Linked DNA regions of Homo sapiens: region 1 is linked to region 2. The links are chromatin contacts, found by Hi-C or POLR2A ChIA-PET in ENCODE. All regions are on one chromosome and are shown on one strand. The core of a region is the stretch at or near the end of the contact, and the rest is flanking DNA. Distances in the headings are between cores, read along the strand shown. Region 1 holds the start of RNF144B (ring finger protein 144B). Region 2 holds the start of KIF13A (kinesin family member 13A).

Evidence for each region. A loop is a pair of places that touch in the nucleus more often than their neighbours do. ChIA-PET counts read pairs that join two places held with the same protein, here RNA polymerase II (POLR2A). Pooled maps may share reads with other maps.
Region 1: a pooled map shows a loop between it and region 2 (4-fold over the local background). The contact joins the promoter of RNF144B here to the promoter of KIF13A in region 2. A Hi-C loop is called at or near these places in 1 of 37 single-sample maps with no recorded cell type and 6 of 50 pooled maps. POLR2A ChIA-PET finds 5 or more read pairs at or near these places in 2 of 52 experiments (BJ and RWPE1).

Annotation. Positions count from the first base shown.
Region 1 is chr6:18,385,194-18,390,668 of GRCh38, reverse strand. RNF144B (ring finger protein 144B) reads right to left here and starts at 3,319. Exons shown (of 8, transcript NM_182757.4): 1 at 3,039-3,319.
Region 2 is chr6:17,985,473-17,990,347 of GRCh38, reverse strand. It overlaps KIF13A (kinesin family member 13A), which reads left to right and starts at 2,713. Exons shown (of 39, transcript NM_022113.6): 1 at 2,713-2,939; 2 at 3,204-3,294. The coding sequence starts at 2,885. RefSeq lists silencers at 2,138-2,637, 3,008-3,127.

The DNA of each region.
Region 1 (5,475 bases), core at 2,070-4,569, 400 kb before region 2:
ACAAGTTGATGAAGGGCTGGGACTCAAACTCGTGACTTCAAAAGATTTAGAAAACAATGGGACATGGCTTTCAAAGTATGCTCTTAATAAATACTCCAAGCCATGTGATCAGAAGTATCTCCAGCTATGAATAAGAAAAGTCTATTTCACTTAGATTGCTGTGTTTTGAATTCAAGAAAGAGATCTGCTCATAGATGAGAAGATCCTCATTCCACGTTGCAGAAGCATTGGTCATTTTTACTCATTTAATATATAGTTATCCATTTTTTAATAACAACTATGGTATGATGCATTAGGTTCCAAAGTACTCACCGACTGGGTAAATAGCAAATGCCAAAGTTAATAAAACTAAAACTTTAGTCCAAGACCTCCCACATACACCTAAAGGTAAAAATTATGAATTAAAATATTTACATAAATTAACTTAGGTGTCATATACCTCTTAATGGTCAAATGGTCAAGGTAACACTACCAAGAAAATTAAGATGATCGAGGTGACAAACATCGAAGTACTTTTTATAATCTGGCAAAGCAATGTGAATTCAGAACTACCACTCTAGACCCAAGTCACTTCTGACCTTATGAGAATTTCTTCCGGACAGAGACCACATCTTAGCCATCTTTATATCCCAGCATCTAACCTAGCACCTAGCAAATCAGTCACTCAGTAGTAGAGTGGATAACTTTTCTGATTGTACTTGGAGGAGAGAAAATATTAAAGGCCTGGTTCTCATCTGTATTCACTTCCAGAAATTCACAAGCTGAAAATATTGACCATTTGTTTCAGGTAAGGAGCTTCTATAAATTAAGGTAGGCACCCCTGAAAGAAATGTTTCAGTACTTAGGAGCAATGGCTACAGATACCTATTCCCCAAAGTCCAAGTGAAAAGCATGACTTGTCTGGCAGCTTGGCCCTTTTCCCACATCCAAAATAATCAGTTGTACAAAGTAGGCTTAGTCCCAAAACTGCTCAGACTTTGTTCCTTCAGTAACATCTGGGTTCAGCATGATTCCTGACCTCTATCTCAAACTGGAGATTTCAAACACTAAAAACTTCACTCTCCAAGAAAGTAATGTCATAAAGTCAAGGCCAGGGGAAACAAAGAAGCCAGGATTAGCAGAAACACTTCGGAGAAAGGATTCTGACATACATATAAATGTTTCTAAACGTCTAAAATATTGAAATGACTTTTCAAGAAGGAAATTTTAAGTGCACCTCCTCAGATGAAAAATATTCATACTACTGAGGAGAAAGACGTTTTTCAGGAAGTTAAATGGTCATACCAGGTAGATAAAATAAGCTTTTTCTTTCCAGAGAGAGCATACTCTTCTCTCTGCTGTAGAGTTTGGCTCCAAAAACCTGGTTCATAATCTGAGACCCAAAAACTGATTATTTTAAAAAGACATGTCTTAAGCTGACCTAGTTTGGAAGCCTGAATGCCTTTAAATTGCCAATGAACTGAAACCATTCATGAGAATGGGCCTTTTGAATGCTGAGAATGTTCTTTGGGACTCAGCACAAAGATATTTGGCATAGATGACTGTAAATATTTGTAAAACTCTGGGTAAATGGGCAGGATTTGACCACACTCAAGCCCGACTTCCAGCACAGTAGTGTAGGAGAAAGTTATCTAGGGTGATTGTTTGGGGTTTTGGGGGGTTTTTTTGGTTGAGTTTTGTTTGTTTTAAATAAAAAGCCAAGCAACCCAATTCTACTACTCAACATCTTTTTCACGTTCACTATATATGTTTACCTTTTTTTAATCAAGATAATTAATTAGTCAGAGACTACTTTTGAAACTGAGGTTTTTCCCTTTCCCACTTTTCTAAGTTTATGCCCACGACAAAAATAAAAAAAAAAATGCCAGTCAAAGGTGTGCAAGGGCAGAGCAGGAGTTGTGTGAAACCATGACCTTGGATTTCATAATACAATTATCTACAAGTGGCTTTGTGGATCTGCTATAGGTTTTTCTCCCCCTCAGGATAGTTTTAGAAGTATTTAAGGCACTGCTGTCCATGAAAAGGACCCAGGTTGTGAAGGAAAGATAAACTAAGGAGAAGGAGGGACTCACAGAGGGATTTGATGTGAAAGGGACCAAGAGGCTCATTTCAGTGAAAGCTGCGGCAGACAGATACTCTAATTAGCCAGCAACTCAGTTAGGACTGGCTAGGTTCCTTTTGCCTCTTACCCACACCCTAAAAACTGAGTCATCCCAAAGTTCATTTATTTTGCTTCTGGGCACAGACACCCCCTAATCTGCTTCCTCAGAAATGTTAGATACATTGCCATTTAATTTATACCTCTCAATGTTCAAATAAACGTCCAGAAATGCCAAATCGGAAGAGCAGAGATAGTCCTGTTAAGAACCTCAGAGCTAATGTTTTGATAAGATACATGTGGCAGAAAGCAATATGAAACTGACAGTCTGTTATGAGAACATGAAAAAAGAACATTTCCCAGAGAAGGGAATTAATTTCTGGGAAATCTTTATGTGAATAGTGTATATGCATGAGGAGTAGACTTACAGCAGGATCCTTGAAACTCATGAGAAAAACAAAAGGTGTTTTAGAAAGAATAAGCAAAAGATACCTACCTTTTCCCTGCACAAACGACAATCAGTTCGATTTTAACTTAAATTTGAGAATGGCTCTCGTAGTATCAGAGTTTCACTGTTTCATTAGCAATTACCTGATAAAATAAGCACTATAATGCATAATCCGAGATTATGCCAACTTTTGGTCTCCCCTTAAGACCTAGGGAGAGGTCTGGTCTAATCTCGGATTCTACAATACATTCTATTATAGAAACTGTTTTATTAGAAATGAAACTACTTTCCTTTAACAAAGGCATTTTTCTTCTAAGTTAACAGGTGTTTAAGGCATTCAGAATGAATTCAGTTCTGTATGGTTTGAGCACTAGAGACAGAAAATCGAAAAATTGTGGTGTCACAGTGAGTTTCCTGTCCTTTTTCCTTAGTCCAGCAACACCATTCCGGTCTTGCAACGCCTGTAGCCTTTAAAAAGCTCGCTAAACCTACCTGGCAGCAGACCTGCGTTCCTCCGTCGCCGGGCTTCTCAGTAGCCTCCCTCGCGCTCACCGCCAGTCCGGGCTGCTGGCACACCGGACAGGAGCTCTTCCATTCTCTCCGTCTTTCCTCCGTGCTCTGCGGCTGACAGCTTTACACTTTGCAAGACTGCAACAGGACTTGCGCTCCCAGACCTACGGGTCGGGAGGAGGCGGAGTCCCCGACCGCCTCCTAGCCTTGACTGGCAGCTGCGATGCCCGGGACTGTTGCAGCGGGAGCGTGGGGCACAGCTCGCCAGCAGCGGTAGCAGCGCGTTTATTTATACAGGAAGCTCAGGCGCCGCACTTCCTACTTCCCATGTGGGTCGTACTTCAGCTGCAGGTGTTGGCCTTAACCCTATCCGAACCCGGGCGCGCTGCACCGACTCTACTGCTTGTCAGGACCTGTCTCTTGTTCTCCTGGGACCGCTGTTGCAGGAATTCAGAGCAGGGGGTGCAGGCAGCTGCCCCTAGCGCACTTCTTCTGCCCAGACAGGGACAGCTCACCTCTTGGCCTTAAGCGCCTGCTACCTCTCTGTCTGTACATATCCTCACAGGCCACCTTTCTTTATTTTCTCCCTCCTTCCCAGCTCTTTAAATCTCTTTCTTCTACTTCTAACAGCCCAGACCTGCCTTCCCACGTGGCAGACAACTGTTTTATAGAAACACTTCCCATGCACATCTCATCAAAAAACAGCTTGTACCTCACTTGTCCTTTTGCATCTAATGATGAAATTAGAATACCTGTGAATCAAATCGGGAATAATCTTAGTTTACCTCATAAAATACAGACACTTCTTGATGAAACAATGATTTCACTTGAAGTGCTTTGTAACTTAACTGGTTGTACCCTCAATTAAACAAAAATGTAACAAAATAATCCAGAAGCTGTGAGGTATTATGAAGTGCTTCCTTGCTCCAAACCCTTGGACACTTCATTTGTGTGACATTCATAATGAATCGCATACCTACTCATTCCCCATATCCCCCATAGATCACAATCACCTAAGTCTGCTGAACATTGCCATTTAGGAATGTCGCTCTGACACAAGAATCTGTGTTCACTCTGCAATCCCTCTCTACTTTTGCAACCACTGTCAGGAATGTGCTTCCTAAAAGGAAGGGACTCACAGGCCCTTTGTGGAAAGGATCTGTGCACGCCAACAGGCACCATTCCAAACGACACAAGCAAACATTGCTTCTCAGCCCTCCAAGTTGAAGAAAACCTCTAGGTCAAAGCAAAGTGCTGAATAACACAGTGTATCTACATGTGCCATGCTAGGGCAGGTAGGAGGACCAGCTCACCAGTCAGGGAGGAAGAGAAAAAGGACAGGGGCAATAAGATGATAAAAGAACCCACGGTAGGATATTTGAGCTTGAAAAGTCTTCCTAGCTATTTTAGCAAATAACCTGATTTTAAAAATAAGGAAACTGGGCTGGGTGCGGTGGCTCACATCTGTAATCCCAACACTTTGAGAGGCCAAGGCGGGCAGATCATCTGGGGTCAGGAGTTCAAGACCAGCCTGGCCAACATGGTGAAACCCCGTCTCTACTAAAAATACAAAAAATTAGCTGGGCGTGGTGGTGGGTGCCTATAATCTCAGCTACTCGAGAGGCTGAGGCAGGTGAATCGCTTGAACCTGGGAGGCAGAGGCTGCAGTGAGCCGAGATTGCGCCATTGCACTCCAGCCTGGGTAACAAGAGCGAAACTCTGTCTCAAAAAAAAAAAAAAAATAAGGAAACTGATGTCCAGGAAGATTTAAGAGATTGGCCCAAACCAGACACAGGCCAAGCTAGAATGAGACCTAAATCTGAGTTACATGAGGAAGGTGAATGTAAATGAAAACCATCCCAAAGGAAGTCCAACCTTCAGATTTAGCAATGGCTTAGGTTCTGAGATAATCTATTTCAAGGAATTTTCTTGGTATAGTGACCATTTTGGTGGACAGGAACTAGGAAAGATAAAAAGCAACCTCTAAGAGGTTAGTTTATTCATTGGTGTTGATGCAAATCTCCTGAGCCTTAAACCAAAGTTCAACACAGAGTCCACTTTTCAAATTACCATTCATAAATTATAATCTCTTGTTAACAGGATAAGGGAAGAAGCTGCTGCCAATATGAATGAGAACATAAGCACGAATAGTGCTGCCTATTATCCCAAATATTTTGCACAACTGAGTAACATCACCACTGATTATTTTCAACCATGCAACTATGCAAATTTTTTTTAAATTGCAGTCAAAATTTAATAAGACTAAATAAACACGTTGAATGCTATAATATTATGTGAACAAACTCTCTCAGATCTTCCTAAGGAGTCTACAGTGTGAATGGATATTCATTCTCTGGAGCATTTATTGATTTCCTCCCAGACAATCTGCTAGGTTGTATTAAGATAATGATATTAGACA
Region 2 (4,875 bases), core at 1,464-3,963:
AGTAAGTTGAGATCGTGCCACTGCACTCCAGCCTGGGCAACAGAGCGAGACTCTGTCTCAAAAAAAAAAAAAAAAAAAAAGACACTAGTCATTAGATTTAGGGACCATCCTAACCCAGTATGGCCTCATCCTAATTTTATTTCTGCCAAGACCCTGTTTCCAAATAAGGTCACATTCACAGGTACTGGAGGTTATGGCTTGTACATACCTTTTTGGGAGTTACAAATTCAACCCTCTACAATTCCCACTGATAGAAACTACCAGAGCAATGGCTTAGCATAGGGATGGTATCTTGCTTGTGAAAAGGTCCTGGATAAAGAATTTCAGGAATGGTGGGAGGTAATATTAAACAGAGAGGTTTTTTGTTTGTTTGCTTGTTTTTGAGGTGGAGTTTGGCTCTTGTTGCCCAGGCTGTAGTGCAACGGTGCGATCTTGGCTCACCGCAACCTCCGCCTCCCAGGTTCAAGCGATTCTCCTGCCTCAGCCTCCCAAGTAGCTGGGATTACAGGCATGTGCCATCACGCCTGGCTAATTTTGTATTTTTAGTGGAGACGGGGTTTCTCCATGTTGGTCAGGCTGGTCTCGGACTCCCGACCTCAGGTGATCTGCCAGCCTCGGCCTCCCAAAGTGCTGGGATTACAGGCGTGAGCCACCGTGCCCAGCCTGAGAGTTTTTTGAACAATAGAATACCATGCACGATTAAAGGATAAAATTTTAATTTTGTGAAAAATCAGTCTGGAAGCTGGATTTAGGAGTGATTAGAGGAGGCAAAGCTAGGAGGGTTAACAGGATGTCTCAGCAGCCCAAAAGTGAAGAGGTAAGCACAGACCTAGATTCTTAGCCTCAGAGGGCTGGAAATTTCACCTCTTTCTGAGCAGCAGCTGAGAGCCTGTAGCCTAAAGCCTACAACAGTGTTTGTAACATAGTAGGGCGCTCAGAACACATTTGTTGAACAAGTGAATGGACAGGTAAAGTGAGATTGCAGCAGCAGGAATGGAGAGGAGGAAAGATGCAACAGGCCCTTCAGAGGTAGACTGAGATAGCTGGCTCTACAATAAGGTGGGGCTGAAGTATTTGTCCTTCAGTGTACACAGGGGACTGGTTCCAGGAACATCCAAAACCATGCATACTCAAGTCCCACAGTCAGCTCTGCAGAACCCACAAATAGGAAAAGTTGGATCTCTCAGTTTTGAACCTGCCAAATACTGTCTTTTCTTTTTTCTCCCTTTTTTTTTTTGAGACAGGGTCTTGCTTTGTTGCCTAGGCTGGAGTGCAGTGGTGCGAACATGGCTCACTGCAGCCTCAACCTTCCAGGCTCAAGTGATCCTCCCACCTCAGCCTCTCCAGTAACTAAGACTACAGGCACCTGCCACCATGCCCGGCTATTTTTTAAATTTTTATGTTTGGCAAGATGGGGTTTCTTTACATTGCCCAGGCTGGTCTCGAACTCCTGGCCTCAAGTGATCCTCCCGCCTCGGCCTCCCAAAGTGTTGGGATTACAGGCGTAAGGCACTGTGCCAGAGCACGAATACTGTATTTTCAATCAGATTTTGGTTGAAAAAAAGCCACGTGTAAGTGGACTCGTGCAGTTCAAACCCGTGTTGTTCGAGGGTCAAGCGTAGCATCACCTCGGTTGGAGGCGGACGGACCCCTCTCCTAGCACCTGCCGTACACTGTCTAGCATAATAAGTCTCCACGCCCTCTCTTCCACCTTAGCGTGTGCCTCTGCATCATGCTATTCATGTTTCTGTGTGTCCTCAACAGCACCCTGCACACAGTAAAACCTCAATGCATCTTCCAATAAGTGGATTTCTAGATTTAAGCAAAATCGAAAGATTCCTGGATCTAAACTCTGGATTTTTGACTTCTGTACGCTTCAAAATGCCTGGCACTCGGTGAGCGCCCCTTAAGCACTTGTTGAACCAAACAGAATAAATCGGATTCGCCCAGTTCCGCCCTGGCAGCGAGGTCTGCATTTGGCAGGATGACAGAATCCATTGCTATTAAATTCTTATGTAAGAGTTAATGGCCCTCCCAGCCCACTTGACATCCCTCCCGAGACAAGAGAGGCCGGGAAAGGAAGGGAGAGCACTATTTACAAACATACACTGTTTCGGTGGTGGATTCACAGATTCATTTCTAGTCTCGGTTCACCACAGAGATCTTAAAATACCGCTGCAGGCTCCGTGTGGGACAGAGGGGGCGGCGTGCCGGGACTCGGAGGGGAAGGCCTGCGCACCCAGCGCGGCGAGCCGTGGTCCTTGCTGCCGTCCCGGGGCTCCGGGTGGCAGCGGCCCCAGAAGGCGGCTCGAGCTCACGGCGGTGTCCGGGGGGGGGCCCCGCGGGCGCCGGTGCAGGCTTGGCCTGGGAGGTCCCCTGGGGAAACAATGCGTCCCGCCCCGGACTCCAGCCTCCCCTAAGCGCCGCGCTGCTCGCCGCTCCTCTCACTGCCGTCCCGCCGCTCCAGGGGGCGCCGCGCGTGGCCGTGTCCGGCCTCTCCCGAGCCCCGGCGGGTGACGGGCGCGGAACATGGCGGCGCGGGGCCCCGGGCAGCCGCGAGGGGCCGCGGCGCTGCGGTCTCGGCTGGGGCGGCGCGGCTAGAGCTGCGCCTGGGCCCGCCGGCGAGGCCTCCTCCCCGCCCGCCGCCGCCGCCGCCGCCGCCGCGCCCCGCCCCGCGCGCCCGCCCCTCCCCGGGCCGCGGCCGTGCCCCGCGTCGCGCTCCCCCGGGATGGCCCGCGCGCCTCGGCGCTGCCTCTCGGAGCTCACGGCGGAGCGGCGGCGGCCGCGCTCGAGGGGCGCGCGGCTGCAGCGGCGGCGGCGCCGCGCGTGAGGGGCCGCCTAAGGCCGAGCGGGCGCGGCGAGCGGCCGGGCGAGCGCAGCCAACATGTCGGATACCAAGGTAAAAGTTGCCGTCCGGGTCCGGCCCATGAACCGACGAGGTGAGGAGCTTTCCGCTCTTTTTTATTTCTGCTCGGGCTGAGGGCGGGGGCAACTTTAGAAACTGCGGGGCCGGGACGGCGAGAGCGCGGCCGGGGCCGGGGGGCCGGGGCGGAGGCGGCGTCCGCGCTGGCCGTGGTGCCCGGGGCGCCGTCTCCAGGCTCGGCCGCCTCCAGGGACGGAGCCCCGCTCGGCGCGGCTGGCGGGCGGGCGGGCTGGAGGCGCGGATGCTGGACTTTGCAACGTCCCTTTCTCTCTGCTTTCAGAACTGGAACTGAACACCAAGTGCGTGGTGGAGATGGAAGGGAATCAAACGGTCCTGCACCCTCCTCCTTCTAACACCAAACAGGGAGAAAGGTAAAGCGGGTTCCGAGAGGGCGGCTGGGAGGATCCAGCCTCGCGGGGTCCCGCAAGTTTGAGCCAGGAAAATGGGAGTGCTCTTTCCTATTGTTAGGAGGACGGCTTCAAGTTTGTCGCCGGCTCCTGTTTGAAGCTGTTGCAAGTCCAAGTTCCTCTCCTCCCTCGCCCCCCTTCTCCTCCATCTAGAGCGGCGGCAGGCAGGGCACCCTGGCCACAGCACCAGTCAGCTGAGCCCGGGCGGGCTGCGAGGCACCCGGGAGGGAGAGGGCCGGATGGGACCCCATAGGTGATTCGTCCAGCGGCCACATTTTACAGACAGGAAAACTGAGGCCCGAGGCGGGCAGGTGACCAGCCCACGACCTTATTGTTCGTGGAACCCAGTGTCCGTGATTCTTTTCATCACTGCAGGGTTTGTTTCCTTTGGCAGAATTGTTTAGGGACAGTGTGTCTAAAATGGGAGGAAAAAATAAAGCAAAAGTCTTGTACGATGTAGACTCAGGCTGGACTAGTTAGTATCTATTTTAGTTGTTGTTGCTGAGTTGAGATAATGCCTCAATGTAATGCGCGAATTTTGATTTTCAAAGAAACAAAAGTAGGGCCCTGAACTGTATAGACACTGAGGGATGTTTAAAAAGGGGCTGTATTTACTAGATGGCAACATATTTGCATTTGAAAAGTGGTAACTGTTGGATCCTTATTAATTCCGTTCTGTTCCATGCAACAGTATGGGTTAACGCCCCAAAATAATTTGAATATTTGGCATTTTTCTAGTAAGCCTCTGAGAAGAAATCGGTTGGAATTCATTCAATATAATAATGCAGTAGCTTGTAAATATATATATGTGAAAAAACGGGAGAGTTTACAATATTAATTTTCATTGGAAATGAATATGAGTTTGTGTTTCCACGAATCACCTGTTGATCGATGGAATACAATTTAGTGAATTTCCTTCTTCAGAGATTTTCACTGAAGAGAGACTCTGAAGCAGGGTTTGTGACATTATTGCTTAGAGAAGCAATGCCTCCATTCTATAATGTGTGGTGTTCAAGCTCAGTTTTGCCAAATTTGGGGAAAGAAATCATGAGGCGATAAGATTGGGGATTCTTTGCTTTTCGTGTTGAGCATAGCAGTTTTTATCCAGTTTGCAAACATTCTGCTACCTTTAGCAGATTCTGGTGGTGATATTAAATAGCTAAGCTATATGTAAAATGTTGTGTTTAACACTGAATGTAGTGTTTATTGTACATTGTACTGAATGTTGTCTAGTAATGGATGTATTTTTAGATGCATTTATAGCAGTGTAGATAGTATAGCATATTTCATGGTGATAGTAAGTAAACTCATTGAGTACATTAAATATTTACAGATTAAATTAGATGCCCATATCACCAACGAATGTCCCCTCCCCCCACCCCCCCGCAAACTGCATATTGTTTCGGGAAAAAATTCTGTTGGGTCAGATTCTTGAAAGCAGTCTGGGGGAACAGGTAGAATACTTTTTAGCTCCTGTTGTGTAGCCGTTACTTGTTTTCCTTGCTGGCTTGGCACCTGCTCCTTGTCACTCTTAACCATAAGCAG